Regions from separate parts of the Mus musculus genome. Here all the other regions are linked to region 2. Evidence: chromatin loops called from intact Hi-C (ENCODE). Cell type or tissue: heart. All regions are shown on one strand.

The links. A loop is a pair of places that touch in the nucleus more often than their neighbours do. Peaks named below come from ENCODE experiments on the same cell type or tissue, not always from the same donor. Only the 100,000 strongest peaks of a DNase experiment are listed, where the experiment ranks them.
Region 1: a loop joins it to region 2, with 3 times the contacts of the local background. A loop is called at or near these places in 5 of 42 quality-filtered maps.
Region 3: a loop joins it to region 2, with 30 times the contacts of the local background. A loop is called at or near these places in 3 of 42 quality-filtered maps.
Region 4: a loop joins it to region 2, with 7 times the contacts of the local background. A loop is called at or near these places in 5 of 42 quality-filtered maps.
Region 5: a loop joins it to region 2, with 8 times the contacts of the local background. A loop is called at or near these places in 23 of 42 quality-filtered maps.

What each region holds. Positions count from the first base shown.
Region 1 is chr11:36,487,900-36,492,899 of GRCm38, forward strand. All of the region lies in intron 2 of Tenm2 (teneurin transmembrane protein 2), which reads right to left. Among named protein-coding and RNA genes, the nearest start is that of Gm33585, 130 kb to the left of the region's middle. In heart, a CTCF peak has its summit at 2,412 (motif pointing left); no DNase peak of the experiment used is centred here; H3K27me3 peaks cover 219 bases.
Region 2 is chr11:36,043,288-36,048,287 of GRCm38, forward strand. It overlaps Tenm2 (teneurin transmembrane protein 2), which reads right to left. Exons shown (of 29, transcript NM_011856.4): 23 at 3,480-4,354. Among named protein-coding and RNA genes, the nearest start is that of Gm42072, 48 kb to the left of the region's middle. In heart, a CTCF peak has its summit at 2,544 (motif pointing right); a DNase peak (open chromatin) is centred at 2,544; H3K4me3 peaks cover 564 bases; H3K27ac peaks cover 348 bases; H3K27me3 peaks cover 806 bases.
Region 3 is chr11:36,382,328-36,387,327 of GRCm38, forward strand. Tenm2 (teneurin transmembrane protein 2) reads right to left here. Exons shown (of 29, transcript NM_011856.4): 3 at 2,792-3,001. The region is part of intron 1 of Gm33585 (a long non-coding RNA gene); the gene reads left to right. Among named protein-coding and RNA genes, the nearest start is that of Gm33585, 27 kb to the left of the region's middle. In heart, a CTCF peak has its summit at 2,009 (motif pointing left); no DNase peak of the experiment used is centred here.
Region 4 is chr11:37,183,710-37,188,709 of GRCm38, forward strand. It overlaps a transcript of Tenm2 not described here. Among named protein-coding and RNA genes, the nearest start is that of Gm51890, 200 kb to the left of the region's middle. In heart, a CTCF peak has its summit at 2,615 (motif pointing left); no DNase peak of the experiment used is centred here.
Region 5 is chr11:36,524,441-36,529,440 of GRCm38, forward strand. All of the region lies in intron 2 of Tenm2 (teneurin transmembrane protein 2), which reads right to left. Among named protein-coding and RNA genes, the nearest start is that of Gm33585, 170 kb to the left of the region's middle. In heart, a CTCF peak has its summit at 2,168 (motif pointing left); a DNase peak (open chromatin) is centred at 2,161.

The sequences.
Region 1 (5,000 bases), 440 kb after region 2:
CCTCCTCCCCCCAAAATCTGGAAACTCAATTGTAATTTCAGTAAGGTATTCCTGTACATCAGCAATTTTTTTTCATTTGTTTTCCTTTTTGGTTCAAAAGACAGGGACTTTTGGAAGGGAAGGGATAGAGGTCTTATAGTAATCCTTCTGGTAACAGCCATAGGACAAATTCTGATTGCCTTGCAACCTCTATATAAACTTAATGAAGCATTTTTAGTTGGATGTTTTAAAAACTGGGTCAAAGAAAGGGGGAGAGCATCCTGAATGCTGATGTGACTCGGTAATAGATTGAGTAAGCGGTGGCAGGAAACGTGTGGACTCCTTTGCCTAAGCACAGATCTGAGCCAGCACAGCAAAACCTTACTGATGAGCAGGGATCAATACCAGCAGAATAGCCAAAATCAGCTTTTTGTCCCTAACCTCACCATAGCCTACCCGTAACTGCAGAGGATCAAGCACTTATGTAGGTCCCCACAGTGTCTCACGTGGGCACCACCACTGCAGAAGGACAGGAGTAGAGGAAGGGAGGTGCTCAGATCTCTGGGAAAATAATTAGCCAGCACGAACATTACCTCTTCCTTTTCACGTTTTCTGTAATTCCTTCTGTCTGAGAGAGAAGCTGTATGTAATATGTGACACAGGTGAAACCCATGCAATAAAGACAGCTGAGGTCCTTCCATGCAGGAGGGGATCTTTCTTCCTAAGAGCTGGCACCTTCTTATGTCACTCGCTCAAGGGAGATCCTGAGCTGTGTGCACCTACACGTGCAGGTGTGTGTGTGTGTGTGTTTATGTGTGTGCATGCTTCAACTGAGAGTCACTTTTGATTCCCTTCCAAAAAGGCCATCTGAGAGTCAAAACCAACACATTCTTCCAGTGAGGCCTGAGTCAGACACTGTGTTTCTTTCTGCCTCACTCTTTCCAGCCTGGAGCCGCTTCTCATGGCACACAGAGCTCACTGCTGAAAGCAGACAAATGATTCTAAGTGGATGAAACTTTCCCAGGTGCTTCTGTTGTTGGAAGTTGTCTTCCTGGCACCACGTCTGTTTCCATCCCTGTTCTAACAGATACGTGAGAATTTCTGGATACAGCTACTGTGGGAGGCGAAAAGGCAAGGCTTCCAGAGCTGCTTAGAAACTAGGTGGGAACCTCCAGTTTCCTCTGGGGGTGCTGGGATAGAACCCTGTGAGTCAGGAACTTCTAATACAGGACTGCTGAGGTACTCATGGCTCTGGAGTAGCATTAGGGAATAAGACGTTCTCTTTCTAATTTGTTAATAATCCAAAAGTAATAGATTAGCCATTTAAAAACAACAACAACAACAACAACAACAAAACAAACAAACAAACAAAAAACAAAAAACAAAAAAAAACAAAAAAACTCCTTTTTTTTTTGCAGTGATATTACTAACATTATCATAGGATATTATTTTCAGAGGAAATTTGTTCAATCAAAGTCCATATTTTTTCTAAATAGAAGATCAGAACACTTTGTGTGTGCGCGCGCGTGTGTGTGTGTGTGTGTGTGTGTGTGTGTGTGTGTGTGTGTGTACTTGTGTGTAACCTCCTTTAGGCACTTGTCAATTGACAGAACACTGGATGTGAGCTGAGCATCCACCAGGCACTGGATAAATCAGAGGATACATACCAAGTTTCTGCTCTGTTGGAGTTTGTGTATAGTGGTTGAAAGAAGACAGATAGCTTCTCAATAACTAATTACATCACTTGATAGAAGGTCTTAAGTACCATGGAGGGCAATGAGGGAATAAAATGAGTGCCAAGAATATCGAGAGTGGAGGAGAGTGTGAGAGAGGGTGACCTTTCAGCAGTGTAGAAATGGGAGAATCAACGCCCTCCTTTACTTAGCTATCAATAGTCCTGAACTTCGGTGTCACAGTGATATATTTTGGGTCAGCCCGTGCACATAAAGGTGTGGACGCGACCAGAAGCCAGATTTAGGGATAGCTATGGGTATTAACATTTATTCACATTCAGGGGACCCTGTTAATACCTACCTAGCAGGATAGCCTGTTAATTACCCTGTAATTACCTTCTGGGCCAATAATTGAAATTCTAATAAAAGCAAGAGAGAAAATAAGCAAAGAGAGGATAATCAGAAGAAGCCAGGGTCATCCTCACTTAGGTGAGTGCCAAGAGCTAACTCAGAGACTATATAGAAAACAATTGCCTTCTGCCGAGGTTCCCACACCCTCCGACAGTGTATTAAATTCTTTTCTTGTCTGACATAAAGTAATAACAGAGAGTCGTCGCCGTCCCGGGCCACAGAAGATGGGATGGCTTTATTTCCCTTTTTTCTAGAAGAGTGTCACAGTCTTCTGTTTAAGGATACAAGAGCAGAAACTGGACCATGTCAGGACCATGTCAGAATTTACTGCCCCCTAGAGGAAGGAAGGGGAAAAGCACTGCGGAGGGAATGCAGCAGGGGGAGGTAGAACTGGGAAAGAGGCTTTTATCTGAATGGTCAGCTTCAGGCTCTCCTCCAAGGAGAGTATAGCACAAGAATAAGGATAGCTTAAGGAAACTCATGGATAAAGTGTGGTCAGTTTCTCAAGTCTGAATACTCATCAGATACACAGGTGGAAGGACAAATAGGAACAAACAAAACAAAACAAAACAAAACAAAACAAAGGACACAACTGAATAACTTCTGTCTCCAGGTGGGTGCCCATCAGCACCTTAGTAAAGTAGCTGTTGTGTCTCTGAGCTTGTGGGAATATCCAGCTCATGGCTTTTTCTCAAGGAGTCTCGTGGGGCAACAGATCACACACACCGTGCCTCCTCCCAGACCCATCATCTTATTGAAAGGGGGATGAATTCCAACCCTGGCCGGCACATCAGAGACCCCAGGCACATCCCGGCTTGTCCGGCATGGTGCAGTCTACATTCCTGTCCCATCTGTCCTCACACCCCAGTGACTCACACCCAATTCTCACCCGCACCCCCTTCTTCAGCATCCCTGGGAACTTAATCTCTATCCTCGTGAACTTTTATGACGGTGTAAAAGGTTTGAGACAAACTGCAAGTTTTTCTATTTATGTGGAATCACAGTCCTTATAAAAGTTTCCATCTATGGAATAAGAGTTCTAACAGTGAACAGTGATTGTGCTAACATTTATTTAGCTGGTAGTACACGCTGGGAGCTTAGGGGCATTTAATAATGCGCACTGACGTGTTCAAAGTCCTTTGAACATATTCATATTGTGTCTTCATGGAGACAGAGAAGTTAAGCAATTAGCTGGTTAAGGAACAGCTAGCAAAAGGCTGAAAAAAAAAACCACCCATAGTTTGAACCCAAGACTCTGAATTTAGGCTTTTATCCTTGACCATGGATTACCATACCTAGGCAGTACTGATGCCAAGTATTAAGCTATCCACAGTAAGTTCAGTATGGAAGACTGATGGTGTTGGTGAAGATGCAGAGAGCTAGGCGGTGGTAGGGGTTGTTTGTTTGTTTCTATAGTCTACATTATCAACTAAGGAGCTAGCACGACACTAGATGACACCCGGACTGGATGATATGGGAAGAGTTTAATAAGGGAACTATTTAGAGATGCAGTCAGGGTTTAGGGCAGCCAGAGGGATGCTGCAATGCTTTAAGATTAGCAGGTACTACTACCAACCTTCTGTGAGCTACACAATAAAAGGAATCGGGAAAGAGAAAACCTTAGAGTGAGGGTACCTGGGAATGCTCGAGGACTAAGTGTTAAGTTCAGGGAAACAGCCAACCTGGGAGTCAGGAGTTCTGCTTCCCCTCACCCCACCCTCTGTCCTTTCCCTGACTTCTCATCCCTGTGAATAAACTGTGTTGGTATCTATAGGACAAAAGCATTGGACAACCAACCCACGGGGCAACTTTCCATATCTTGGGGGTCCCAGGGCAATATGAAGGACAGACAGACACTGCGCAGTGCAGTCTCTGTCGGGGTAAACTGGGGCAAACCTCACCCTCCCTGGGACTCAATTTCTTCATCATTATAATGAGACAATTAGACCACATGTAATTTACACTGCCTTCCAGCTCTGACATTTTAAAGTTTTATGAATCCAACCTCCAACTACTTCCCAAGAGATCTTCAGAATAACTTCAAAAAATAAAATAAAATAAAATAAAATAAAATAAAATAAAATAAAATAAAATAGAAGTCTGAGAGGCAGCCCCCACATGCATGCTCACATGCTTTGCCCTGTCACAGAGAATGCCGGAGGACTAGGTGTGGTTAACGTAGGAGGGCATTTGTCCATCTGACAGGTAACCAGGACACTGTTAAACGGTTCAAAGAAGATGATAGAGAATGAGAAAATAGTCCCAGCAAAGGACCATTTTGCACTTTAATGCACTATAAGCTCTTTAAGATGAAAAGCAAAGGCAGGGAGGAAAGTGGGCACCACAGCAACTCTGGAAAACCCAGAGATGTGTCGTGGGTTTATACGGATATCTGTGTGATGGCAATTCACAGGCCATCCATGCACTTGAACCAGTGGTCACATGTTGCCGGGCAGTGAACGTGTATGTCTGGCATATGGCCTTGGCTGGGGACAGCTGGCATAGGGAGTGGGAGGAGGGAGTGTGCCTCCACAAGTCATATGGGGCTTGTCTAAGTAGCCTTGACAATGTGCTCCGAGCTGCTCACTGGACTGATGCTAGTCTTAAGGTTTCTTGCTGAGACTCTTGAGAGAACACTCTGTGTGTCCAAGCAGACAGAGACACTGGCGAGAGATGAGGGCATCTGTCCTCTCTAGCTTCTGGAGACATATTTACCCCCAGAGGCTAATGCAACTCAAGCATGGGGTCTGAAAAGACTGTTGGGATGGTTCCGAGGTGGTTTTTGATCTGCATGCTAGCTCCTCATACTCATTCTATTTAAACAAACGTAAATGAAGTGAGAGAATCTGCCTTTTATGTTCTAGAGACCCATGGGAGGGTCTCTAGATATTAGCCAATGACCAGATCTACAGATGATTTTTCTCCTCAAATGAGAGG
Region 2 (5,000 bases):
GTTGTTAAAGATTATTAAATAATTACCTATACATAAGACAGAAACCTAGGCGGCTGTCAAAATGAACAGCGTGGGCTCCTATTTATCGGCACGCATTTATGTGCACACTGCACGCACACAGACTCAGGGTTGAGTGGAAAAGGAAAAACAAAGAACATTTTGTCCCCAGCACATGCGTTTCCAAGCGTAGATAAGCATCTCTGAAAATACAGACGTATAAGTATTAAATGGTATTTTTCTGTGTGGGATTTTTGACTAATTGTTGTTTTATTCGACTATTCCTATAGTTTAGTAATTGTAGCTTCCTTTCATATTTTAGACGCATAGAAGTATTTTAAAATAAGAAAGTGATGCAACGATAATGTTTGGGCTTCAGGTGTCTTGCACAGTGCTCAGCAGCAGAGATCGACCAGGCAAGGACTGTGTTGAGTGTATTCTCTGGAACGGGAGCAGGACTTGAAGTCTGGTCCTGCGTAGTTCCAGGACTTCTGTTCTGGGCAGGCTGCTGCTGGCCACTCGTCTGAGAGGAGGAAATAGAGTTTCCACTCTGGGGGAAGTGGAGGGGAGGGCACGGGAAAGCATCTCCCAGGCTGTGTGGGGAAAGCATGCTCCCTAGCTTGCAGACTGACTTTCGGAGGAGGGGGGGAGGGGGTGCAGCTGCTTGTTTCCCCCACAACAGATATGCAGATTCAGCTCTCTCTATAGGAACCTCTGGACTATCCCTTTGGACTGAGAGCAGTGATAACCAGCAATGAGGTCTCTGTTTTACCTCAACAGACTTGGCAGGACCTTGGTGGCAGCCATTCACCAAACATGGAGAAAGTACTGGGGATTTGGACTGCAGTGAAATGGACAGCATTTTATGCCTCATAAATAGATAAAAAGACAAAGATTAAACCAAGGCTGCTCTTCTCTACTCTGGAAACATGGAGGCACGGGAGGATCCCCCAAAGCTCAATTCTTACATCTCCATTGTGGTTGGCTCTCCAAAAGCCACCTTCTAAGACAGAGGAATGTAACTGTTTCCAGAGTGAACCATTCCTGTTTGGAAGACCACAGAGCCTGCTCTTTCTATAACATAACTGCTGAACTCCATCCCACGGGAAGCCAGCATTTAGACTGTGTGATACCTGCTGGTTTTCCACTGGCTGGATATGGAGGAGTTGGCCACAACCACAGGGCACACATCATAGCGCCTCTCTTCTGGAGGGCCTGGCTTTAGGGACGTTCTATGTTTTATGCCTCTGGACCTCAGGATATGGGGACCGACAGAAGTGGGAACTGTGAGCAAGTACCAAGCACAGAGAGGACTAAAGTGCGAAGCGCACCCCTCAATTCTGCTGCTGACATATATCCCCGTCTAACACCCGCATCCTTCTTTAGGCAGGAGGGGCCGGAGACAGAGATGAGCTTTATTGCTTCTTTCCAGTCTTGTTAGCATCTCGTTTTTGTTGAGCTTCTGAATACCAAGGTTTGCTGATTTCTAAAGTTATCTAAAGCTAACAATGGACACCCACAACTCCTGTGCAGCTGATGCTACCGCCTGACAGATGTGAACGCAGGCGCTCAGGGAGGTTGAGAAACTTGTCCAATGCCAACGGGAAGCACATCTCAGAGCGGGCATCCACACCACTGCCTCCCTGATGCCGAGGCTGGGAGCTTCCTGGCAAGCGAGGCTTTGTCCTGCAGAAGGCTGTGCAGTTTGACATTCCCTCTAAGGTGGACTGTGGCCATCATACTCTATCTGGACTCAGTAGTCTGCAACTGGGGAAATTTTAATTCCAAGGCTGGGACTTCCTGGAACATTCTGGAACTGAGGGGAACATCTCACTGAAGCACATCCCATAGTTTTCTTCATTTCTGTTAATCTCCTTCTCTAGACTTCTGCAATCACTGTGTATGTTCACCTGGACCTTACACCCCTGACAGGAAGTGCAGCTTGTGTCTGAGTTTTTCCTTGGGAACCTAAGGAAAACTTGTATGTGTGAATCTCTCCACAACGGAAAATTTAGATGCTTGGATCTACTCACATTCTCAAGCCTATCAAATTAAAAGAGAAAACGTGAATCAGTTTCACTGTAACTCTTGATTAAACACTTCAAAAAAAAAAAAAAAAGAATCAAGTGTATATTTTCATTCGGCTGGGGACCTTTGGCAGCAAGCTGCCTCCAATCAAAGAGCTCATTTCTGTGGGATCCCTACACCCGAATTTCAGAACTGGACTCCAACCTAGGCCTAATTCAGGAGGGCCTCTGCTCTTCACTCAAGAGATTTAGCAGCTACAATGTATGTGTCTAAGGTCATTTGATATAACCGTTGCCAGAAGGAAGCGTCCGGGAGGTTTGTGGATTAAAGCCTTAACCCGACTGTGCTGAGAACTAAAGGTGATATACAGATGGTCCCCACAGAGGAAAAGAGCACTGGCTAGTGAAGGACGACCAAGTACCAGCACCTTGAAGGATGTGAAGCTGCTCAGAAGTCCCCATAAGCCCCAAGAAGGAAGACAGGACCAGGCAAACAATTCTGCAATGCAGTAAAACCGCCAGCAGGTGGCGACAGCTTCCTTTGCATTCTCCCAAACACACTGGCGTACAAACAGGAAGCGAACATTGTTGATTTAAGCGCGATCAACAATGAAGTCTTCTTTTTTCTTGTCCCACCCACCTCCATCTCTCTGTGGTATCCCCTCCCTAACTTACTAAATTCTCAGCTGGCAGCCACACGGAAAGCAAGCCAGGACTTGCTAATGTCTAACGTTCGCTCACTGCTGTGGAGAGCCCAGAGGCTGGCAGATTCCATTCAGTCTCCAGCAGGTCATTGGGGACTCAGGCTTAGTAGCTTCCTCCAACCAGCAGCTCTTAGGTTAATACCCGCAGCAGCAGGTTTGCTTGACCAAAGCCGCTTCAGGAGCTGGGGAAAACAGCTTTTTGGCAAAGCAAACGGTAGAACTATTAAGTATGAGATAATTGTTAGGGGAAATATGGCCAGCCCTCACATCTTTTAATATACCTAGCACTTTATCTGTATTGATCTGCTTCTGCTAAAGAGGAAATTCAGAGTTTATCTACCTGTCTGTGCAATCAAGTGTGTTGCTGGACCTATTGTTAAATCACAGAAGCCCCGCTGGGACCCTCCCTCTTCGTTTCTAATTTCCGCACCCATGGCAAACATGAATAATCAGTGGGGTTAATCAGCACTTTATCTCCCAGGTGCTGTGCGTGTCCAATATCCTGAAGTTTGAACGGCAAGCAGACAACAGGAATTCCCAATGCTGGCAGGGAGGATGCTCAATATCAGAGGCCCGACAGAGCAAATCATTTAGGAGTCGGGAGAAGGGACATGAATATCCTGCAGCTATAAGAAGTCATTAGAGTTAGCAAGACGTGACTAGGCAGTTTTAAAGACGATGCGAGTGGTTCATCTGGATGCCAGCTAGAGGAGGGGAGAGCTCTATAGAGATTGGTCAAAAGCCTACTTACTCATAAAAAGTTGTCCATCCAGTTTCATCACTCTTGGTGGCTAGGAGTCCAGTGTTCCCATCATAAGTCATGAGGCCCAGCTCCAGGTTCTGAGTGGACACGGCTTTGAGGCCTCCATTGGTGCCCACGGTAAGGGTGATAATCTGATTATCAGGCATGAGCAGGTGGCGGGGCATGCCACTGCTGTCCCGGCGGATCTTTAGGGAATTCCCGTTGTTGTCAATCAACTCGGTGACGTCATTGTCAGCGCTGTATGTGAAATTGTACAAGTACTCCCCAGTCACCAGACTCACAGTGTACTGATGGATACCATCAGCGTTGAACACGTACAATTCCTGTTCTCCCGGAGATGCAGCCTCATACTGGTTGAATGCGTTAAGAACGGGTTTATTTTTGCTGACCGCCCTGATCCGGATATTCCCAAGGTCTGCAATGTAGATGGTGCCATCTGGAGCCACGGCTAAGGAGGACGGCGAGTTTAGGATGGCGTCCGTGGCGTAAGCGTCATCTCCCGAGTAGCAGATGCAGTTGACATCGTTTTTGCAGTCACAGTCTGAGGCCGCCCCGGCTAAGAGGCAGATCTCTCCATTGGTGGTGACTTGGCGTAGGCGGTTGATCTTCTTCTCGTCCGTCTCAGTGATGTAGAGCACCCCAGTGTGAGAAATAGCAATGGCGCTGGCTGATTCCAGCGCAGAATGGATGGCGAGTTTGCTGAGCGAGTAGTCGATGCCGGGAACCTGGCAGTGCATAGGCCGTCCCGCGATGATGCTGACCTGGTGGTTCTCCGTGATCCGCAGGATGACGTTGTTCTCCAGAACGTACAGGGAGTTGTCCATGGGGTTGACGGCGAGGTCTGTCGGCCATTCTAGACGGACCTGCACACGACAGATGGCATTTCAAGAACAGCCTCGAACATGTTAATTTTATTCGTCTAGGAGAAAATGACTTAGCTTTTAAAAATATTCATTTTATTTCCCGTGTGTGAATGCTTTCCCTGTTTGCATGTGGGAACCTCGTGCATGCCTGGTCAGAAAGGGTAAGGCCGTTGGATCCCTTGGAACTGGAGTTATAGATAGTTGTAACCCACCACATGGATGGTGGGACTTGAACCCAAGTCTTCCTCAAGGCCCAGCTTGAGGCATCTCTCCAGCACCAACTTAGCCTTTAAGTAGCAAGCTGTACTAGGAGGGCTCATCACTGAACCATTTGCCTGAGCTGGCTGTTTATGATAGAGAGGAGGGGAGCATGTGACAGACTCTGCCTTCAGTTTCATCTGTCTTGACTCGATCCTGGCAGCTCCATCCACACCAGTGTTTCTCAGCTCCAGATGACTAACCAGGGCTACAGCCATCCAATGCGGTTGTACAGGTAGATAAATGCATAAGGGACCAAGGCAATTCAGCCCAGCGTCAGCTCTGCGAGCCATGGGTCAGGGAAGGCTGTGTTCATTTAGAGATGACACATTTGTCTAAGTTGGGAAAAAGCAACCATGTGGCTTGGAAGGTGGCCCTAGCCCAAGAA
Region 3 (5,000 bases), 340 kb after region 2:
GGCAAGAAATAATGTTTTCCTGTTGTGAATGGACTCTATATGCTGGAAGGTATTTTAACTAAGGGGCAAAAAAACCAACAAAGTCTGAACTGCTACATGGTTTTAAGATTCCACTGTCATTGCCAAAGGACCAACTTAAAGATATTCTTCATGATTAACCGGCTAAACTTAACATACCCAAACACAGGGGCCCCAGTGCTGGTGCCTACAGCACCTGACAAACTCAGCCACTTTCATCAAACCCAATCGAAAACACTCAGGCACTGCTCTGCACTCTGCATCTTTGGTGTCAAACTCCATTTTCAATCCTTTACGTCAAATTTAAATTCATGGCAATTGCATTCAGATCTTGATAGAAGCTCCAATTTGCCCGGGACCCCAGATCCATTCCACAAGACATATATACACGTTCAAGTGCCCACATACCCCAACTGGGCATGCTCTCAATTTTAGCTGAGCAAGAGTGAAGCGCGTTGGATGACTCCTTGCTTGTCCGAGCCTCAGCGCACCCTCTGATAAGAGGCTGTTGGAAACAAGGCGGCCATTCAATGAGGTTCTCACCCCTCTGCTGGAGAAATAGTGTGAGCATGGCTCTTGTTTGGTATGAAAATGGACCTTTGCCCTTTTGGTGCCATTTCCTTCTCTCAGTGAAGCTAAAATCACTATCAGTTTTTGAAGCAAGCTGAACAAATTGGTGTAGCTGATGAAAAGCGAGTAAGTTTGGCTCTAAATCTATAGATCTGTTCTGCCCACCCAAATGATGAGCTCTTGATTTCTATACAAAGCCAACAACAACAACAAAAATCCTCTATTGACAACCAACAAGCTGATACACCCACCATCCAAAAGGGAAGGAATTGCTCTGCGTGCTGTCACTAAGAAAACATGCTGGATGTCCCTGTGATAACAGCTGACCCCGCTTATGGAAGTCATCTTTGCTTGGGTATCCATACATGCATAAAAGGATGCCGCTTCTAAAAGCTCATTTTCTCTTTAATAATTGTCTGTTTTTGAAAAGCTATCAGCAGGTGCACATCATTTCAAAAGCCTCTTGTCCTTCATAATACAATATTCATCACGGTTGCATAGTATGAAATAAAAAGTAGCAAAACACAGGCGAGGGTAGTTCAATTAAATGCAACATAATCTCTGTCGAAAAAAAAGAAAAAAAGAAAAAAAAGAAAAAAGAGAGAGAAAATATAGTGCTGAAGCTAAAATCAGGTTCTGATGAAAGAAAAAAGGAAATATATTTCCACATATTTTTAATTATATAGAATTTCCTCAAACATGATTTTTCATAATATATTCCATTAAGTTAACATCATATTTGAAGAAAGAGCATTTTCCGATTTCATTTTAAGCCTGATTTTGAGCAATTACGGTGTCATTGTTCCGCGGTAGAAAGGTTGAATTCATTTACTGTGTGGTTATGTTAGTTATGATTGATGTCTCTTCTCCAAATGATAAACCAATCACCCCGATGATGTAATGTCATTTTAAGAGTGCCATAATCACATTTCTCTCAAACTAGAAGCTCTGATGAGTTCTAATAAAGATTTATGGTAGATTAAAGGCCTTCATAATATCAACAATGGATTGCTCATTTGATGAGAGATTTGATTAGATAATTTTTTTTTAAAAAAAAGAATATGAGTTTGCTAAATATATCAGGCCTGGCTTTGAAGAAGGGCATGGGCCATCATAAGTAGCATTTGATTGGTCCATTTGCTAAATGAATCATCTTAATATACTTAGGAGGTCCCCTATAATTGGTGAGGTTGAGACCACTGGTAGCTTATATTCATGGATAGAGCCAGAGAAATCTTCGCAGGGAGAATTCTTGGCATCTCTATTGCTTTTGATGATCTGTGTTAATGAATATCATGAGCAGTTAGCTCAGAAGGCAGTGCCAAAGCTTTGGGTCAAGTGCAAGTAATTAGTACCATACTCCCCATCCCCCGGGACATGGATACTGAATCCCTAGGTAACTGCGCCCTCTTCTGTATTCTTATGTTCAGGTGAACAGTCTACCAATTACTGAATCCAAAATAAGGCCTGATTATTGCTGCACTTGGGCCAATTCTTTCTAAGACTTGGAGAGTAGGAGTTGAGGCACAAAATCCTCAAAAGTGGAGCAGAACCTAGTGTTCGGTCCCTCTGTTCTGTGAACAAGAAAACCCAAACAAGAGCTCTGAATTTAGAAGCTGTGTTTATCACAGTGCCTCATGATCAGCTCATTAAATTCAAGTGAAGTGGCACAAGCAGAAGGTCACAGAGAGGTCATACCCCAAACACTTCAGTCTTGGCATGGAATTCAGTATTCATGTCAAGGGAACACATTTTCATCACAAAACCATATGAAACAAGCAAGGGGAAGTCAGAAGCCAATGATAAAAAACAGCAGAACTGGGAGGCACAGGGATGGGGCATGTGAGGGTGTCCAGGGTCACTCAGCTATGACCACAACCATAGTAATACAAAATTCAATATTCCAGTGTCTCCCCACACTTCACCTTTGAGTCCTGCATGCTTTCACATGTAGCCTTGGGCAAATTCCTCCCTCAGAAGGAGGTCCAGAGCCTGTTATAACCAGGAAAACCTCTCCAACGGCGGTGACCTTCAACAGACGCCTCTTAGAACTACCACGCCACAAAATGACAAATGCGTTTCACCTTGGTGCTCCCCACACCACTTTCTCCCAGCCTTTGTTTCAATAGTTGTCATTTTGCTGGAGACTCACAAATGTCAAGCACAAAACACCACACAATTAGACACCACAGAGTTTCCTTACCACTGCTGGAGGCTTGCTGGGGCCCTGAGCATGCTCTGAGCAGGTATGAATTGGGGGAGAATTCCTCATCAGGGTTGGTGTCCATGATCTGATGGGAGGTGTTGCTGTCTAGCAATGGCATCTGGCAGCTAACTGGTGGAGGATTATGGGAGCTAGGCAGCTGAGCAGATGGGAGGAGGCTAGACGAGGATGTAGGTGGAATGGGACGACCTGGGAAAGAGGACAGAGGGGTCAAAGGTCAGCAATGAGTGTCATGAGAGCATCTTAAGAAAGTTACATTGAAACCAGCTCACAATACAAATATATATGTATATATGTATTTTTTTTTAATGTTCCAGATGCACTTTTCAGAACGGTTATGGTGTTTCTTAACCAGCTCAACTGCATTACCACTGCTTGTATGATACTTCATACTTTATGAATATAATTCAGAAAGGGCATCCATTTGAGTGAAATCCGTCTAGAAAAAGTTTAGTTTTTTCTCTCTCCTTTGCTATGATTCCAAGTCCTCCCCATCTCTCCCTGAGCCATCTCCTTGCTGGTCTTCCTGTTTATACTCTTGAGAGAGAGTCCACCAACTCTCCCTTGACCCTGTCTCTTCTCCATAGCAATTGAGATGACGTTTCCCAGGTCGAAATCAGCTCATATCCTCTTGATACCCTCCAATTGCTTTCCATTGTATGAGGGAAGAAATAATTACCTCTCCTCCCTGTGATTCTGGGCTTATCCTACCTTCTCTGGATCATAGGTGTTCACCCACCTCCCTTACCAAGAGGACACCCTTCCCACATGGCTCTTTATTCTCCAGTGAACAGGCATTCTTATTTCCTCTGCATGAACATGTCAAACTACTCCCCCTTTGCAAAGAGTTTCTTTCTTACTTTCTTTCCTGCTTCTACTGCCTGGCCAGTATTCTCAAGACTTCAGCTTCTCTTCAGTGAAGCTCTCCATGTCTGCATGCTTCAAACAAGAACTACTTTCTCTAGCCCATCAGCCCATTTCAGTATCCTCATAGACCTTATTAGTACCTGGTACTCAAAATTGTATCCCCAGTGAACAAATCAAGAGGCCATACTAAAAACCAAATCCTTTAGCTTAGGGTAGGAGATGAAACCAGATGGACAGACAGAGCCTGCATTGGCATGCCAGTGGTTTGATCATTCATTGCATCACATGGTTTATTTGGATATTGTGGAGGACTTCCTGTTAGGTAAAGCAGGGATGCCCTATGCCATAATGAACAGCAGTCAGTCTAGGAGAGTGGGGAATAACCTGGAGGTGACCTTAGGCAAAGAAGGTCCCTTCCATATGGATGGCTGTCGGAACCTCTTCCTCACTGGCAGCAGGCTCCTCACACTGACTCTTGAGCAATGACAATTTCTGTCTACACATTCTGCCAACTGTGCACAGGGTCATTTTAATTGTTGCCTGTGTGGTTTGTTTGCAAGGAAACTAAGGAATATGAGCCAGGAGAAGCAGCCCATGAAACTGAGATGTGGAGGGAAACTGGAGAGTCAGATGAACAGTTTGATTCGGAGAGGTGTTCATGCCTGAAAAGTTACACTTTCCTGAAGAATTGCACACACAGAGGTGCACTCAGACATTCTGCTAGATACCAGCACTTGCTGCTGCTTTCATAACTGTATTTCCTGATTTATTATTATTAACTGCACTATACGGTACCCTGGATGGATGGTTTTGGTTCAACCAATGCATGTGCAGTTGTTTTGAGTCCTAAGGAGTCCACCATTCTGCCCTCAGATCTAGTGAGGAGTCAGAGGGGGTTCAGATGATAAGAAACAGGATGGTGGAATGCACTAAAATAGGGTACCATCAGGGCCGAAGAAGGAGATGTTTTGGCAGGAGTCAGGGTTTAAAAATTGCATAAGGATCCCTGAACGAGTGGAAGCTTGAACAAGTCTCTGAAGAAAATGCAAGTGACTCTGAAGAGAGAGAATGGAAGGAACAGTCGTAAGGAGGCATCAAACTACTGTCAGAATGGTGCCCTTTGGAAGGACAGAGGTGACACAAAGTTGAAGATAAAAGAAGTTTAAGTGAGTTTGAGGTTTTGAAATTTATGTGTCTCTACAAATGTTTCATAGAAGTCAGAAGAGGGTGTAAGATCTCTTTCAGCTGGAGTTGCAGTTGAGTTGACCAATGTGGATGCTAGGAACTGAACTTGGGTCCTCTGGAATATCTGCTCTCAGCC
Region 4 (5,000 bases), 1.1 Mb after region 2:
CAAGCGGAAAAAAAATAACTGTACATCAGCAGTGTTGTATATTAGCTCAGTTTTATTGGACTGAATTTCATTATTTCATAAAGTGAATTTCTCCACAAAATAGCATGAATACAAAGATATGAATTATATATGTGCTTCATCACAATATACTCTTGCCTCTAACTTTAGTGCTGTTCCTGCAGATATTAGTCTCTCTCTCTCTCTCTCTCTCTCTCTCTCTCTCTCTGTCTCTCACACACACACACACACACACACACACACACACACACACACACACACACACACATACACAGATATACATACACGTGCACACGTGCACATACACATTAATGCACATATGCATGCACATATGCATCACACATACACACACATTCACACAAGCCCACTTGAATGCATACACACTCAAATGCGCTCACATATACACATACTCATACACACATACGTGCACACATATGCACACACACACAGACACACATTACTACACACTTTCCTTTTGTGCTAACACTTCTGTGTCTTGTCTTCCACACTGTGGACACTGTTCCAAAAAGCCCCTGTGCTTTCTGTGTTTATTATTTCTACCTTGCTGATGGTTTCCTGTTACACTGCTTCCATGAACTCACTTGATGTTGATTCTAGTATTCACACCTCAAGGTTTGTGCTGGGAAAAAAGTCCTTTAGATAAACATTTTTTTTTCCTGTGGGATCCCTGTATTCCACTATAAAGCAACTTGATGAAAAAAAATGGATAAAGCTGACAAAGACAACAGTGAAAAATTCCTTGGGCTGAATTAGAAAGAAAATGCATAAATGGCTCTGCGATGCCCCCATGATTTCTACAATTATGAAATACTGAAAGAAGAGAAAGAGTATAGTAATCATAGTTTCAATTCAGTTGGAGCTTGCTGCCCCCAGGTGAAGGCAGGTAAGGGGGAGAGAGGGAAAGGAATCCAATTCAACTTTTCATTGCTTGATTCATAAGCATATATACCAGAACAGTTCTCTTGGCCAGGTATTTATTAAAATCCTCACCCTGTCTGCTTATAAACAATTTGAGAAGTCAGACACTATAATATGCATAGCACTGTTCAAGCAGTGACCTTCTCAGCTGACTTTATTATGAGCTATGAAAAGCACTAGCTAATAAAACACAAGGGTGTTTAGTTTATTTCAATGATTTTACTTTCTAGGGGTTTCAGTCCCTTCATAAAGTCCTCCCACCAATGACCCTAACTCTTTTATGACTACCGCTGACAATACAAAACCCCAAAGCAAAGGCTCTAGGAACATGGGTCCCAATAAAGCTTGAGGGACAGCATTCCACCAAAATTCTAAGGGCAGGATTCCAGTTGCACCACTCGGCATCTCTACTGTGGTTTATTTGTTGTTCAATAATATACATGCAATTTCTTGCTGGTTTTACCCTTGAGTATGCATTCTACAAAAGCTCATAAAGTTCTTAAAATTAGCTATACCTGTAATCTTATAATATTCCCCAGACCGTGAGTAAAATTGTACTTATTCACTTAAAATTAATATCCTTTTCTTGGTTCTCTGTGGAATTCTGACAAAACATTGAATTTAATGCTCACATACCTGGGTGTTTTAATCCAGCAATCATGGCTATCTATCTTCTAACTATGGCAAAGCAAGATTAGACAATGCCCTGCTGTTCACAGCCTGATCCTGTGAAATGGACCTTCTTGGGGGTCATTTCAGTTCTAAGTAGCCCCGAAGACTCCAAAGCATTTTTTTTTTTTACAAGACTCACAATAGGCAACAGGATAAAATGAGGCAGGCTGAAGAAGGGTCTCTGATCTGAGAAACTCATTCATTTTGTTCTTGCTGTAACTTTAATTACATCTCTCTGTAAATATATTTCACAACTGAGGCAGAGACTCAAGCATGTAGACATCTGCACATTTATTAATTCAAGGAGGACATGGAAGTCATGGCTCAAGATTGATGTCTATCAAAATTCTGAACTTTTAAAATCTGTACTCTTGAACATCTGTCATAGCTTTGGTGGAAATCAAAGCTTCCCCAAATTAGTCATTGAACTGACAAAACAAATATCCTCGGGTATCTCAAATGGATGATATTTATGAGGCAGATATCTGGGATTCTGGGGATAATTACTACTGTGGGAGGCACCTTTCAGAAGATCTTACCCTTTTTCTGGGGCGGAGCTTTTCCATATTTAAACAGCAGTTTTAGTGGGTACGGGGACACCTCTCTAGAGAAGAGATCCCGAAGGCCTGGATGACTTTGAAAGGCTACATGTCCCTGGGTCCCATTGAAGTTTACAAAGTTAAGACTTGCTGGAGTGATGGCATGCAGGTTTCTGCATGGTAGACAACCCTAGAGCAGCGTCTGAAGCAAAGGTAGTAGACAGCCAGAAACAAGACTAGACGACCAGAGATTATGATCATCAGCTCTAACATCTTACTCCACCCCAGAGGATACTGCAGGTAGTGGTCCTCTAAGCAAGAGGAAAGAGAAGGTAAACGATGGGGAAGAAAGGTGTTTAGCAGGCATCAGCAATCATTCACACATTAAGATGGAATCTCTGGCTTTCTGTAGCGCTCCTTCCCTGTTCTTCTCAGGACTCTCCTGCCCCCTGCTGATAGAACCCAGCATTTCTTGTTTCTCCTTTAGGTTTTTGTTACTATAGAGACAGAAGCCAGGAGAGAGGCAAAGATGTAAACAAGGATCTGGCTCTAGAATGTGGGGGAAAGAGAAATGTCAGGAAGATGAAACAAACAAATGGGAGGGAAGAGGAAAAGAGTGAGTCCGTAGAGGACAGAGCCCCACAGTTCTTGGCATCAGGATCTGGGCAAGTAATAGAAAAATAAAGCTGGATACCTAGAAAACACAGAGGACATGGTGGAAGTAACAGGAGAGAGTGTGTGAGCTAGTCAGGGGCTAACCCATTGCAGGTAAATGAGAGGAAAATGCAGGAATGACATTGGCTTCTCTTCTATCGTTTTCCATTTACAAGTCTTCACCATCTAGGGGTGTAAACTAATTAATATGGTTTCGTAGACGCCAAAGAAAACCAAGCTGGCTTCTAGCTTGCACTGATTCACCAATCAGAGGTGTGAGCTTTTGAGACGGCGATGAGTAGGAAGAAATGGGTCGTGTAGAAAACGGCAGTCAGTCATGTGATCCTGGAATGTGGCGTTAGAAAATCATCATCTATACAGGATGTTCAGTGATTCTCTGGGAGATGTAAAATTTCACTGCTTTGATTTTGAGAAGCTATTGACTGTCTTTCTCAAAATGTAGAACAGGTAACTCACCTAGGTGGCTGCTTCTACCTCAGGACACTAAAGACAGAAAGGGATGAGAGGTTTTAGTACCTTAATAAGGTTCAGCCAGGTCCCTGAATCGCACCTGCCGTACATTGATCTTAGGCAGAAGCTTAAGCAAACCAAATTAAAATAAAGATTGTTGATTGGATATTGGAGAGGTGTTTGTGAAGATAATAAACCTGGGGTGCTGACTGTATGAAGGTTGTGAGAACAAGCAAAAGCCCTGGCCACAGGATCTCAGACAAACATTCTGCAATGGTGGCCATCTCCATTGGCAGTAATAACTTTGTCATGAAGATGGAAATACTACTGTGACTTTAGAGATGTACAGACTGGGTCTTAGCAGAAAAAGTGACTTGCCAGCTATCAGAAGGTCAGTAAAGAAGGGCTTTAGAGTTGTTGTTCACTTCTTTGGACTCCAGGACTGAATGTGGATCTGAAGTGAGTGGGTAGACATTTGATAGTAGAGATAGGGAGCTACCTGCCCCATATCTGCTCTGCCAGAATGGTTCAGATAAACTAAAATATTAATGTGACCATGTGGAGTCATCAGAGGGCAAAAGGGAACATTTAAATTCAGAGGTTGTTCCCTATTACCTTCTATGAGAAAAACACATGAGGTATGACTAATATTTAAGGCCAAGGGTTTAAGTGACTAGATAGTATACTTGAGAGGAAGGTAATATTTTAACTCTATTTCTCATACTAGAATTTACCACATCACAGTGGGGTGGGAGTTACTCAATCAAAGCTCATGATACCACAAATGCCCAGAGCATATATGACAAACAATAAAAGAGAATTTGCTGTCTGAGGTAGAATAGACAATACTGAAATATAATTCAGCTTAATTAAAGTGAGGGTCTGTAATTTTCATTCTTTACTGTTAAGAAGTTTAAGAATTGTTTTTCAAATCTCCAGCGATAACACCAGAAGATGTATAAACAAGAATACAGATTCAAAACTGATAAACGTGAAAGGGTTTTACTGGGTATTTTCATAAAAGCATTCTCATGTAGTAAGTTACAAAATTTAGATCTAGAAGGAAGCAGAGTGCACTCCCCAACTGCATGGTGGCATTAGTGATAAAGTTTGGTCTGGTGGATAGAGATGCACCTGAGCATGCCAGGATGCGTGTATGTGTGTATGTAAGGAGAGGTGGGGGAAGAAAGTGTATTCATTCATATATATATATATATATGTATATGTATATGTATATGTATATGTATATATATATATATATATATATATACACACACACACACATACACATATATGTGTGTCACACATATATATGAATGCAACACAAAGGTTGTATTACTCAGCATTCAAGAGAATAATGGTAACTTATGATCAAGGAAAATGGGGACGATGTATAAAATAAAATACCTAACTTCATGTGCAAACTTTTATATTTTCTGCCTATATCACACAATAACAATACTTGCTTGCATGGTTTTTGATGTTTATTGTATTCCTTTACATTCACAAGTTCTTTAAATCAACTATAATATCATAGTGAATTTGTACTATGCTCAAGGCAAAGTGTCAGCAAATATAAATTGGCTTATTTTTATCCTGAAGCTCAATCTTTTAAAATAAAAATAATAGAAATAATAAGAATAGATATATATGAAAACAGATATAATAGACATATATGAATAATATATATATTTATGTATATATATA
Region 5 (5,000 bases), 480 kb after region 2:
GGAGTCTGCATCTTCCTTCTGTCTTAAACATTCTGCTTCGGAAGCTCTCACATACTGAAAATGCCTTCCACGGTTATCTCGCCCTCACCCTATAGACTTCATGTGCCAAACAAGAATGAAAGCTCGAGGTACTGCTCAGCACTTGTTCCTAGATAATCCATACTAGGTAGTCCACGGAACACAGTGGGTCTTCAGAAAATATTCATTGAATGAACAAGTGAAAACAATATAAAGTCCATTTAAACACATTTTAAAAGGATGCCATTTTTATTTTTAAGAGAGAGAGAGAAAGCGAAAGGGGGAGAGAGAGAGAGAGAGAGAGAGAGAGAGAGAGAGAGAGTATGTGTGTGCTTGTGTGTGCTGTGCCTGTAAGTGCCAGAAGAGGGAGTGTGATCTGGTAACGAGTTCCATGCAGTTTTGAGCCCACTGAGGTGGGAGCTGGAAACCAAATTCTGGTCCTTTGCAAGTACAATAGGTGGCTCCTAACCACAGAGCCATCTCTCCAGCCTCCAGGACCTGCTAAGAAAAGCCTTTGCTTTATACAGAAGATTTAGAGAGGCTAAGAAGCCTGCTCAAAGTCACAACACAAATACAAAGAAAACCAGGATTTTCTTCTCAAAGCTTCTTTTCCAAAGCCATTCATTAAGGCCACTATTGGGGAAGAAAAGACACACCAGAGCCCAACTGGAATGCTGCAAGAAGTTTTCTGGCCCTGTTAACAGCAGAGGTATCAGTGTATCAATGATACAAGATGCAATGAGATGCTTAAAGCAAGACTGGAAGAAGGGAAGGTTGGAGGAACCCCTGGTCCCACTCCATGTCAATCACAGTGTGGAGAAAGCCTGCTGGGACTTTCACAATGTGAAGGACTGTGGTTCTCACTGTCATCCTGGGACACCTGAACACTGGTTTACAGCCGGCTTGGGCACTGTCTTTTACATTACATCCATGTGCTTGACAAGTGAGGCACACATCCAATTTTGGTAAATGAAGGCTTGTTTTCTTTACAATTTATTCATTCATCAATTATTTACAGAGCTTGGCCTGGGTGGCAGAGTTCTACCAAGTATGAGGGACAGCAATGAAGCAGATACTCATGGTCTTCAACCCTGGGAACTCTTTTGTATGAGAGGGAAAGAAGACCACCAAATACCTTAGAAAAGGTGCCCTGAGAGAAGTTACCAGGAGGTACTAAAAATAAGGTTGCTGGACGGTTCTCTGAACACCAGGTTGACTTTCACTTAGCCATTCATTCCTTCATGCAACAAATAACTTGTTAGTTCTAGGACCCACCAGTAACTTAAGGAAAGAACCTCTAGCCCAAAAGACTTGCTTCTTTATAAAGGATGTAGGACCTATAGACGTTGTTCTCAACCTGTGGGTTGCGACCCCTCAAGAGCCTAATGACCTTTTCACAGGGGTCCCCGAAGATCTTCTTCGGAAAACACAGATGTTTACATTATGAACAGTAGCAAAATTACAGTCATGAAGTAGTAATGAAAATATTTTATAGTTGAGGTCACCACAGCATGAAGGGTTGTAGCATCAGGAAGAAAAAGAACCACTGCCCTATAAGATAGAAAGAAGCACATGGCGCAATACCTCAGCATGCGAAGGGAAACTGAATAAGGAAGAGGCCCTTCTTTACTCTGGAGTGTACTGGATGGTCAGCCATTCTCTCCAACTACGGAAATGAGATATTTGAGTAAAGTATGTCGGACATGAGCTACAGGTGTGAGAAACGATGTGGGACTGTCAATAAAGGTCTCTGAGAGGATGGATGCTTGGTTTTGTCTAGCCCTTCACGAATTCAAAAGCTGTTTCCTGAGCACCTACTATATGCTTGCACCAGGAAGTCAGTAGCACAGAAGAAGCAAGCAAGGGAGGAAACGAACACGCATCTAAGGTGACAGGGCACTGACACAGAGGAAATAACGACAAGGATATGGATGGAAGAGGAAGAATTCCTTCCAAAATTTGAAGGACACAGAGAGGTCTGGGACTGCAACCAAAGGCAGTGGGCAGAAGAGATGAAACAGATTTCGAATGGTGGAAAGACTCTCTTGTCACTCAAGGACTCTCCCATCTTATCCCCAGAGACATGGCAGGCCCGTGGAGAGCTGAGACTTGATCTGGCTGTACCTCGCGCCCTCTGGTGGCCGTGTTGAGAATGCACTTATGGAGGAAGGAGAGACCAGAACAGAGATCTAGAGAATAAAGGCATAGGAAAGAAACCAGACTAACCCCCAGAATAAGAACCCCGTCGAGCAAGGCCTGGGTACCATGGCGTGAGGATTCAGGTGGGATAACTGTGGCAGGGCACCTGAAATTTATTCCCCATATTAAAACCACATATAGATGCCAGGATTCAGGATCCTTGGGCAAAGGGCCGCCCACTCATTTTTCTGTGCTGAGTGGGCCGTTGTCCACAATGGGACTAAAAGTGAGCTTTTAAAGGCATTGACTAAAATGATGCCTAATTCTTAAATAGCATTCCAATAGAGTTATAATTACTTAACACACAACCTCATGTGTATTTAACGACAGATGCGTTGACGACTGTGCTCAAGTCCTGCAGGGATGAAGAAGTCCCAAACTGTCATTCTAGCTGCAAAGAGGGTTGTAGCTGGCTGCCTCATCACACCCGCCACGAAGACATTGCCTCATTTCTCTGCTGACCCACACTGGAAGGAACGGAAGACCCAAAGCCTAAATAGAAGCATATTTAAGAACTCACAAAGCTAAGCTTCGAATCTTGCAAGTGCCATCTCTTCTACTGTTTTGTAATCCAAAAGGAAGGCTCCATACATTTTTGTTACAAAATAATACAGAATCACTTTGTTGGTGCTCTCTCTCTCTCTCTCTCTCTCTCTCTCTCTCTCTCTCTTTCTCTCTCTCTCTCCTTCCCTCTCACCTCACCTCTCTACCCCTCTTCCCCTTCTCAACTTCTCTCCCTCTCTCTTTCCTCCTCTACTCCATCTTTCCCTGAAAATAAGGAGTGCCCCGTTCTGACCACACTGCATCCTTATCTTGGAGCAGTCCCAGTGACTCTGCCCCAAGAGTGGTTTATCTCTGCTAGGTGAAGGGATGGGGCTCAAGTGAGTCCCCTTTCCAAATATTAACAGCTAATCATGCAGCCAGCAATAGCCACATGCTTGCTGACACCAGTAACTGTCTGCTTGTAGGAATCAGCGCCTGAGGGAAGCCAGAAGGACACAGCTGAGTTTCTCTGAACGAGTCATGTAGGCTACAGGGTGACACATGGGGCTTGGTAGCGGGAAGCTGTGAGGGGAGAGATTCCCCTGACATCTGCTGCTGCTTACTGGTCCTGGGGTGAGCTCTCCTTGGCATCTTTGAGGTGTGTGTGTGTGTGTGTGTGTGTGTGTGTGTGTGTGTGTGTGTGTGTGAAAACTGACTGAGAATTTTGTGTCTGGGTTAATTTAATTTCAGAGCTAACGCAGTCACAAGTAATGGTTCCCAAAACATTATGAAATGTATTTATCTGATTTGGGGGAAAATCGTTCTCTCCAGTCCTATTGAAACAGAACCCAAGGCATGCTAAGGAGAATAATGAACTCCCAAATATATCCACATCTTAATTTGTAAACTTGCGAGTATGTTATGTAGAATAGCAACAGGGGCTTGATGTTGATTTCTGATTATCCCCATGGGTGTTGCTGCTAGAGATGGGAGCTTCTCTTGGATTATCCAGGTAGTCTCCTCTGTGGAGAAATGTTCCTAGCTTCATTCAAACAAAATACGTTAAATAACAGAAGGCCAAAAAATGTCTTCACGCTAGTTTAAGAGGCTGAAGAAAGAGCTGCAGCAGCCCAATGTGAGCAACGAGAGTCTCTGGCAACAGGAAGGGAGGGGTTTCCCCTGGAACAGCTGAGAGGCAAGCAGCACTCTTCAATCTCAGACTCTGGCCTGTGTAACTTCACCTCTGCACACGGAAGCACAGCTATTAACTGTGCACACTTCAGGTATGGGCAGGGCAGAGCTGCTGCGCCGGGCGGTGGTGGTGCACACCTTTAATCCCAGCACTCCAGAGACAGGTAGATTTCTGTGAGTTTGGAGCCAGCCTGGTCAAACTGAGTTCTAGGATAGCCAGGGCAACACAGAAAAACCCTGTCTCTAAAAACCAAACCAACTAAACAACCAAGTAAATAAATAAATGAACAAGCAAATAGGTGGACAGTTTAAAGCCAACGTTTGTGGCAATCTGTCCCAAGAGTGATGCTGAAATTAATGCCCGTGAATTTTAGTTGTTCTTGGCACAAAAGAAAAAGCACTCTGAAATATTTCACCACTATTTATCAGTGATACAATATGCTTATAAAATTTTCCTGAATGACAATAATGAACCATAGGCACTAATTTTAGTCTATATGGAAATTAAAAATAGGAGTGACGTCAAGCAAATGATGAACAAAAGGCCTCTAGGCCTGCAAGTTTCTCAGCCTATCAGTTAAAAGAGAGCTGGCATTACCAACATGCTTTTAAAAGGGAAGTAATTGGGCAGCTAAAATACAGGGGTTTATATGTTAAATATGTATGCTTATTTCCCACCAAATTTCCATTTGCTATAGTTTATTGTAGGTTTCGTTCTAACACAACACACACTCAGCTCCCTTCTCTTCTTGGTAATGCACATTACATGGGAGTAACTAAGGGAGATTAAAGCAATGTTATAGCATGTAAATAACGATAAATCATCACCCCCTCTTCTCCGAGCTCCTACTTTCACTCAAAAGTGCTAATATTAACTCAATACCTCTACTTAAATTATGGCCTCCCATTCAACCAGAGAGTAGACATTATTCTTGTGTTCTCTCTTGAATATGCTTTCTAAGAAGACGCACTGAAATAAATAAACACAATATTTCAAAGGGAAGGAAAAAAACGCAAGTGAACAGAATCGGTTTACAAATACGGCAATCAGACATGAGCATCTGCTATAACTACTTACTTATAAGAGGGGGTGGGGAGAATCACTTAAG